Linked DNA regions of Homo sapiens: all the other regions are linked to region 3. Evidence: chromatin contacts called from ENCODE Hi-C or POLR2A ChIA-PET data. All regions are on one chromosome and are shown on one strand. The core of a region is the stretch at or near the end of the contact, and the rest is flanking DNA. Distances in the headings are between cores, read along the strand shown.

Region 1 (2,700 bases), core at 49-2,548, 250 kb after region 3:
AAAGAAGATATATAAATGGCCAACAAGCCCATGAAAAGGTGTTCAGCATCACTAAATCATTAGAGAAATGCAAACCAAAACTTCAAGATATCACTTCACACTCACTGGGATGCTCACTGTCAAAAAGAAAGAAGCAACCAAACAGAAAAAGGAAATATTGACAAGGATGTGGAGAAATTGGAACTCTTGTGCACTGTGGGAATGTAAAATGGTGCAGCCACTATGAAAAACTATACGGAGGCTTCACAAAAACCTAAAAAGTAGAATTACCCTATTATCCAGTAATCCCATGTCTGGGTATGTATCCCAAAGCATTGAAAAGCAGGGTCTCTAAGAGATATTTGTACCACCATGTTCATTGCAGCAGCGTTCACAATGACCACGAGGTGGAAGCAACCAGCACGCCTGTTGAGAGATCAATGGTAAGAAAATGTGGTATATACATACAATGGCATATTATTCAGGCTTAAAAAAGAAGAGAATCCTGTTATGTGCTACAACATGTCTAAACCTTGAGGGTATTATTTTAAGTGAAATTAGTAACAAAAAGGCAAGTACTGTATGATTCCACCTACATAATGTATCTGAAGTAGTCAAGCTCATAGTAACAGAAAGTAGAACGATGGTAGCTGGGCATGATGGCTCACGCCTGTAATCCCAGCACTTTGGGAGGCCAAGGTGGGTGGATCTCCCGAGGTCAGGAAATCAAGATCAGCCCGGCCAACATGGTGAAAACCCGTCTCTATACAAAAATACAAAAATTAGCCGGGCGTGGTAGTGTGCACCTGTAATCTTAGCTACTTGGGAGGCTGAGGCACCAGCCTGGGCGACAGAGCAAGGCTGTTTCAAAAAGAAAGAAACAAAGAAGAAAGTAGAATGGTGGTTACCAAGGGACTGGAGTAGGGGTAAATGGGTATAAGGTTTCAGTTTTGCAAGATGAAAATGATCTAGAGGTCTGCCACCACTGAATTGTACAACTAAAAATGGTTAAGATGGTAGATTTTGTTACGTGTTTTTTCACCAATTAAAAAAAAATTTAATAAAAAAGGATAAAGAGGAGGGAAGCCTAATGTTATGCTCTTTATGCCCGAATTTGGCGAAATCGAGCCTTGCCCGCTGTTTTTTCCTATGACAGTGTCTGAACCTTTCTTTTTCCCAGGAGTAGGAATGGCCCCTGCTCCCGCGCAGCCTCCAGGCTGCACCACGCTCGCCCCGCCTCTCTCTCCGCTCCTTACTCCGCCCACCGCAGTTTCCTCCAATCGCGGCCCTCTCCCCGCCCCCTTACCCGAGCCTTTTTCCTGCATCCGGGCCTGAGAGTGCAGGCTTGAGGGAAGCATGGAGGTCCATGGCAAGCCCAAGGCTAGCCCGAGTTGTTCGTCGCCCACCCGGGATTCCTCAGGAGTCCCAGTGTCCAAGGAGCTGCTGACGGCGGGAAGCGACGGCCGCGGAGGTGACGGACGGGTGACGGCGGCATGGGCCGCACACGTGCGGCAGAGGAGGCGCGGCCGGTGCAGTTTGGGAGCCGGCCGGTGGCTCCCTGCCCGGGCTCCGTACCCTCGAGGGGAGCCCCGGGGACTGCTGCGGGGCTCCGGCGTGCCCTGCCCGCGGCAGGGGTGGGGGCTTTGGGGCGGGCACCCGGCTGCGGGCCCGGAATGGTTTCCCCAGCTAGTGGTTCTTATATTCTGCAAGGTAGTGAGCGCCCACCCTGCCAGGCGCCGCTGCCAGGCATCTGCCCTGCCCTGGAAGCTGGGAAGCTCTCGAGTTCTTTTGGGGAAGGGAGGGCTTTTGGTTTGGCTGCCTGGGTCGGAGCAGTTGGCTGATAGGGGGAAGCGGAGTAATATTATGCTAACAGTCCCTACCTCTTTCACACCCACACAGACCACCCCTTAGTGCTGCTGTCTTGTAGAGGGAGACATGCATCCAGGAAATCCACACAGCATTTCAGACACTATAGGTAGAATTTAAAAGCACGAGTTCGAATCCCAGCTCCACTAGTAATTAACTGGTGGGACTTAGAGTTATTTTCATTCCCTAAGCCTCAGTTTTTGCATTTGGAAAATGGTGATAGTAGTAATGCCTGTAGAATTTTTGTGAGGAGGAGAATGCCTAAAAAGGCTTGGGCATGTTGTCAGTAAATACTAGCTTGAAGAAAAGGTTTTGTGAGAACCCAGAGATTCCGAAGGAAGTATAATAATGATAACCAAAGCTTATGTAGTCCTTACTATGTATGCCCCAGAAACTAACTCATCTAATCCTCACAACAACCCTTTGCAGAAAATCTGTTATCTCTGTTTTATAGTTGAGGAACCTGAGACATGATTTATCATACAGGTAATTTACCTTCTGGAGATCATGTGGCTAGAAAGTAGCAAAACTGGGACTTGAATTCAAGTAGTCTGGCTCCAGACTCTGTGCTCTGATCACGAATCCAGTAGGCCTTAAGTAGTAGGCATTCAATGGATGTTTGTTGCGGCTCTGCTTTGCAGGTGAACAGGATTTGTTTTTTAACCAGAGAGTTAAGGGATTTTCCGGGTATTAGAAATAGGGTGTGCAAAGCCTTGAGTTTTGTACGTTCCCCTCTTGGAACTCTGATGGGATAGAGAGTTGGGATGATTTGAGTAGTGAGAAATGAGGCTGGAAAGGTAGAGTGGGTGACAAAATCCCCAAAAGGCTGCTTTCCTTGGGTTGAACGTCTTCAGG
Region 2 (2,700 bases), core at 130-2,629, 140 kb before region 3:
CCTCTGTTCTCAGATGATTTTCTCCTTCAAAACAAAACTACTGAAACACTGCTGCAAATTTTATGGGTAACATATGGTGTCATGGGAAAAGCTATATCTGAAGTCACCGCCCCTGTGGATGGAAGGTCCATGGACTGCGTCTGTCCTGTTCACTGTTGGCTCCTCAGTACCTAACACAGGGCTCTCAAATACTTGTGATTCAAAACATGAAAGTCCAGGTTCAAATCCCGGCTTCATCTCTAACTAGTTGTGCAACCCTGAATATATGATGAGTTATCTTTAGGGGTCAGTTTTCCTACCTAAAACTCTCCCTGGAATGTTGGGAGGATGAAATAATTCTGATGTGTCAGGGGCTCTGTCAGTATGATTTGTCATTTTTGTGGTCAGGAGGGTGGCTTCCATATCAGAAGCCTTGACTTAGGAGTCAGACCTGGGTTCAAAGCCTAGTTTCATCATTTCTTAGCTATGTGACTATGGGGTGTTTACTTAACCTCTCTGAGATTTCTTTCCTTGATTTATAATGTGGCATGAGCAATACCTGCCTTGCAGTGTTGCATGTGGTGATGTGTCTTGCTTGGAGCTTCCTGTGGAGTTTGCTCCTTCATGGGTTCATTCACTCCTTTTTTTCATTCATTTCTTCATGTGCTGTTACATGTACCTAGGAACATATAGCTTAGTAGCTTAGCAGCTTAGCACTAGGCGCTGGGCACAAAAGGGTGGAGAGGGTGTGTGCTTAGCCTTTTGTGGCTGGTAACTCTGGGCCCAGAGTTGAGGGGAATGATTTGACTGGCGAGGCAGACTCTGCTTGGTCCCATTGTAAACCAGTCATAGAAGAGATGCCTGTCCTGGGTAGGGGCCCTCTCTTCCTTCCGGTAGTGTTCTGAGCATTGTCTGGATGACAGGCCTATTGAGCAGTAGCCTGGGACTTGGGAGGGAAACTAGGGCTGGAGAGCAGCTCTGGGAGGCATTGGGGAGGGCGTAGGTGGATGAGTCACCATCCTCCCTCAAGGACGTCTTGGGCAAGTTGTCTGGCCCCATTAGCCAGCAACCAGGGAAATGTAGCTGCAGGAAAATCACCTCGTTTCCTCGGGATGTTTTTTCTTAGGCTGGTTTCCTTTACAAGCTGCAATTATGTTCCATCCCACGCAAGTTCAGTAAGTGGCACTTTTCAGAGAAACTGTCTTGGTGATCATTTGGGCTGCTGTGGGCCAGGGAGTTGAGGAGAGAAGGGAGTGAGAGCTTCTACTGAGTTTAGTTGGTTTTGTGTCCATGAGCCATTTACAAACTTTGCACCTGATTGGGCTCAGTTGCAGTTTCTTGTATTTCCCTACCAGCCAAGCTGTTGAAGCTGCTGAGCCCGGAATGATGTTATCACTGAGGCAGATGACAAACCCTCTAGTTGCTAGAAACCAAACTGCTCCCCGAGCTGGTGTTTCCGTTTTTTGTACTGACTGCTTATTTGGGCTTGATATATAATGGTGAAAACAGGAACTGTTTATTTTAGGTGATAAGAAACCAACATTATGACAAGAAGATGTCATCTTAGTTACTCTGTTACCAGTACCATAGGCCAGATACTATCTAGATGCTTATAAACATCTTATCTAATCCTTGTAATAATAAGCCCCAAGCTAGGTTTTATATCCCCATTTTATGGATGGGGGAACTGAGGCCAATAACTTCATATAACTTATCCAAGGCCACAAAACTAGTAATAAACAGAGTGAAATTCAACCCAAAAACAAACTACAAATCCAAATTTCTTTACCTCTATGCTGTCTGTACTTGCTGTTACTAGCAAAGTTCTCTTGGTGGGAGTTACCCCATCCCCTCTCCAAAAAAAAAAAAAAAAAAAAAATCAAACCCAGATTTTCACTGGACAAAGGGTTGGGAAAATTGGGAAATTTTGGCTATAATCTGGGAAAACTGGCTATAATATGGGGAAATTGGCTATAATCTGATTTGAGTGTACAGAGTTTTTTATTTTAGTGTCCAAGATTTCTTATTTTAGTGCCTTGCAAACCCCTAACCAATAAAACAACAACGGGGTCAGGAGATCGAGACCATCCTGGCTAACACGGCGAAACCCCGCCTCCACTAAAAATACAAAAAATTCTATGGGCGTGGTGGCGGGCGCCTACAGTCCCAGCTTCTCCGGAGGCTGAGGCAGGAGAATGGCGTGAGCCCGGGAGGCGGAGCTTGCAGTGGGCGGAGATTGCGCCACTGCAGTCCAGCCTGGGCGAAAGAGCCAGACTCCGTCTCAAAAAAATAAAAAATAAAAAAAAAAGTTTGGAGTTGATATTCTTAGAAAAACTGTACTCTGATGTCTTATAATTTTCCTGGTTCTCTGCTGTTTCCTTGGCCCCAAAATAAAATGTAATTGCCGATCAGATCAGCTGGAATCAAGTCACCGAAAGTTCAGGAGGTGTCAACTGCATATTTGTGGGCCGAGCACATCTGCGGGCCGCTCTGGCTCAGTTCAGAGGCACAGGGCAGAGCTGCATTGTCAGCCATTAATAGGGCCTAATTTCCCCTAAATGCCAGCTAGGGCGAGACAGCTTGTCCTTCTGCCCCGCCCACCTCCTGGTCCTCTCGTGGGTTCCCTGAAATCTTCACAACATCATCATGTGGTTCAGCCCTGCCCTGCTTGGTTCTTTCTTTAGCATTTACACTTGCTCTGTGATTACTATGTTGCAAGGG
Region 3 (2,700 bases), core at 188-2,687:
ACCATCATCTATAACCACAGGAGGTCCGTGGCACCGTCATCCCCATTTTACAGATGAGAATGCTGAGTCTCAGATTAAGTAACTTGCCCAAGGTCCACAGCCAGTAAGTACTAGAGCCGGATTTTAAGCCCAGGCTGTCTGGCTGCAGAGCCTGTGTTCTGAACCACTCTGCTCTGCTGCCCCTTGATGGAAACAGCCACATAGTAAAGAACTCTATTTTTTTCATGAGAAAAAACTTTTAACTGTGAATATTAATTGCTTGTCCCTTAAGAGCAGCTGTGGGTCAAGTGACACAGTAAGTTCTTTGCAGACTTCATCCCTTTAAACCTCATAAGAGCCAGTGAGGTTTGTGCTCTCTCAGCTCCCACTTTACTGATGAGGAGACTGAGGCCAGGAGAGTGAATCTTACTGACCCCAGATCATGGGGCTGGTCAGGGCCATTGCCAAATTTTACATCCAGATTGGTCTGCCTGACTCCAGAGTCTGATCTCCAGCCTGTGCTGATGAGCTTGCTCATCTCCGCAGAGTTCCAGACATCCTAGGGAGAGTAAACCTTTGTTCCATCAAAGCAAATACTCTCCATTTTTGTTCAGTATTTATTGAATGAGATCAGGGAGACACTGATTTTCTGTAAAAATTGTATCCTGAAATCAATGTATTTAGTTTCTACCACTTAGTTTTAGTAGGGTCACTGGCCTTTAAAGAAAAAAATGCAAAGACTTTTCCCAGTTCTTGCCTCACTTTTCTTTAATGAGCTCTGAAATCAGGCCAGCCCAGGGGGACCTATCCCACGTTCCCTATTCTGGATAATAAAATGGGTCACTCACTTCTTTTTAGTTTTATAATTTCCATTGATCATAAATCTACATGTGTTGTCAAAATACTCCTCTGAGGTTGATGGAAGGTAGCAAAGATGGTTTTTCTATTTCATAGGAATGTTATGGCACCACACAGATGACACTCCCTGCCCTCTCACTCTGCCCTGGAATCCATCCCTGCACCTCCAACAAGGGCTGCTGGGTGGATAGAAGGAGAAAATCCCTCTTTTTGCTCTGCTGTCCAGCAGCACAACAAAAAGGCATATTTGGGTTCCAGTCTTTGCTCTGCTGCTTTCTGGGAGTGGGTGGATGAGCTCTCATCTCTGGGCCTCAGTTTTGCCATCTGAAAATCAGAGGGTGGTATCAGATAATCACAAAGGTATTTTGTAACTCTGAAGTTCTGGGTTCTAAGGACTCTGAGATGCAAAATTATTTGAAAGCTCTACAGGCAGAAGAATATTAATACCTCTGATGTCATGCAATTGAGGGTGTCTTATTCACCTCTGGGCCCCGGGTCTGTGTCCCTGCCATTGTGTGTGACTCTGTTCCTGGATATCTGTATCTTCATGTCCTCGGCCATGGCCTAAGAAGCCGCAGAGATGTCTGACTTCCTCAGTGAACAGCAGATGGATGGATTTAGACGTGCTTGTCCCTCTAGCACTCCACGATGGTCTTCCTGTTCCACTTTCACTATGATTGAGAATGGGCCGTCCTTCTTGAAAGAGGAAAAAGGCAGTGAAGTGATAAACAAAATCTTCTTAGTACTCTGCAAAGATGTTCATGTGTTGCCACAAAGCTAATCACCCTTTTCTGAATTCTGCAAGTATTGGGCACCAAGTGCCTGGGACACTGAGATACCTGGGCCTTATCCCAGCTGCCCTGGAGGGAGGGCATGAGTTGAGCTCACATTGTTCATAGTGACATTAACTATGATCAGGATGGAGCAGGTTGAGGCAAAGGGGTGAAGGTAAAGGTGGTGGAAATGGCTCCGTTGGGGCCCCAGGCTTGGTGGTGGTGGTTACTGGGGAGAGAACGAGGGTGTCTTCCAGGCAGGGGTAGGAGGAGGGCTTTGGAGCCCCATCTGCAGAACTAGCTCCACCTCTCTCTTGGGGGAGGACCAGCCTTCCTCTCACTGGAAGCATGCAACATGCAGAAACGAAAGGCCCAGAGCATGGCTCATGCGTGCCTTTGGAACAATGGAGAAATCGGGTATTGTTAAAACATGCTGCTTGACTAAGAAATAAATGGACCTCTTTGGGTGCCTCTCAATTCATAGTTCAGTTACTGTGAAATTCCATGAATCCTTTACAGTCTGTTAATACATATTAATAGCTAATCTTGATATTGCCAGAAAATTGCTCTTCAGACCTCCAATTTGCTTAACAGCTGCCAATCTAAGTTGCCGCCAATTGCCTCTATCGGTCTTCTGTGTCAGTGAGATATTAAGTCGCCATGAGCCAGGCATTTTGCACAGATGACAAATGTGTTTGGCGTTCACTGCAGAACCCGCTCATGTAAAAGCGACGCTCAATCATCAGTTCTCAAAGTGAAACAGAGACCACCAGCCTCAGAATTGGCCTGATAGAATCATCACGGGGCAGCGATCAAGAGCAGGTTCCCAGGACAGCCCGACCCACTGAACCAGAATTACTCAGGGTGGTGTCTGGGAACCCGCATTGCATCAGATTCCCGCTGTGATTCTTACATACACTGAACATTGAGAAATGCTGTCAGGTGAAAGGCAAAGCAACATTCCTGCTATCCTGCCCCCGGCACTTGGGAAACCACCCTCTGTAAGGTTTACAGTAGCTACTTCCTGAGTGCCTACTATGTGCCAGGTACCATGCTATGTGCTTTCCTTGTGGGCTCTCATCTAATCCTC

The links. A loop is a pair of places that touch in the nucleus more often than their neighbours do. ChIA-PET counts read pairs that join two places held with the same protein, here RNA polymerase II (POLR2A). Pooled maps may share reads with other maps.
Region 1: a map with no recorded cell type shows a loop between it and region 3 (3-fold over the local background). The contact joins the promoter of NOPCHAP1 here to the enhancer-like site in region 3. A Hi-C loop is called at or near these places in 5 of 37 single-sample maps with no recorded cell type and 5 of 50 pooled maps.
Region 2: a pooled map shows a loop between it and region 3 (3-fold over the local background). The contact joins two enhancer-like sites. A Hi-C loop is called at or near these places in 3 of 50 pooled maps. POLR2A ChIA-PET finds 5 or more read pairs at or near these places in 3 of 52 experiments (AG04450, H1 and MCF 10A).

Annotation. Positions count from the first base shown.
Region 1 is chr12:104,985,018-104,987,717 of GRCh38, forward strand. NOPCHAP1 (NOP protein chaperone 1) reads left to right here and starts at 1,299. Exons shown (of 4, transcript NM_152318.3): 1 at 1,299-1,450. The coding sequence starts at 1,336. LOC105369952 (a long non-coding RNA gene) reads right to left here and starts at 1,353. Exons shown (of 2, transcript XR_007063436.1): 1 at 1,286-1,353. RefSeq lists enhancers at 953-1,465, 1,466-1,976 and a silencer at 1,529-1,778.
Region 2 is chr12:104,603,317-104,606,016 of GRCh38, forward strand. All of the region lies in intron 2 of CHST11 (carbohydrate sulfotransferase 11), which reads left to right. Among named protein-coding and RNA genes, the nearest start is that of MIR3922, 13 kb to the left of the region's middle. RefSeq lists enhancers at 187-814, 815-1,441, 1,863-2,450, 2,451-2,700. Within about 2 kb of position 1,380, at least 34 of the 41 ENCODE cell types and tissues checked have a DNase peak (open chromatin) inside an H3K27ac peak, as active enhancers do.
Region 3 is chr12:104,739,419-104,742,118 of GRCh38, forward strand. All of the region lies in intron 2 of CHST11 (carbohydrate sulfotransferase 11), which reads left to right. Among named protein-coding and RNA genes, the nearest start is that of MIR3922, 150 kb to the left of the region's middle. RefSeq lists an enhancer at 1,575-1,624. Within about 2 kb of position 1,438, at least 11 of the 41 ENCODE cell types and tissues checked have a DNase peak (open chromatin) inside an H3K27ac peak, as active enhancers do.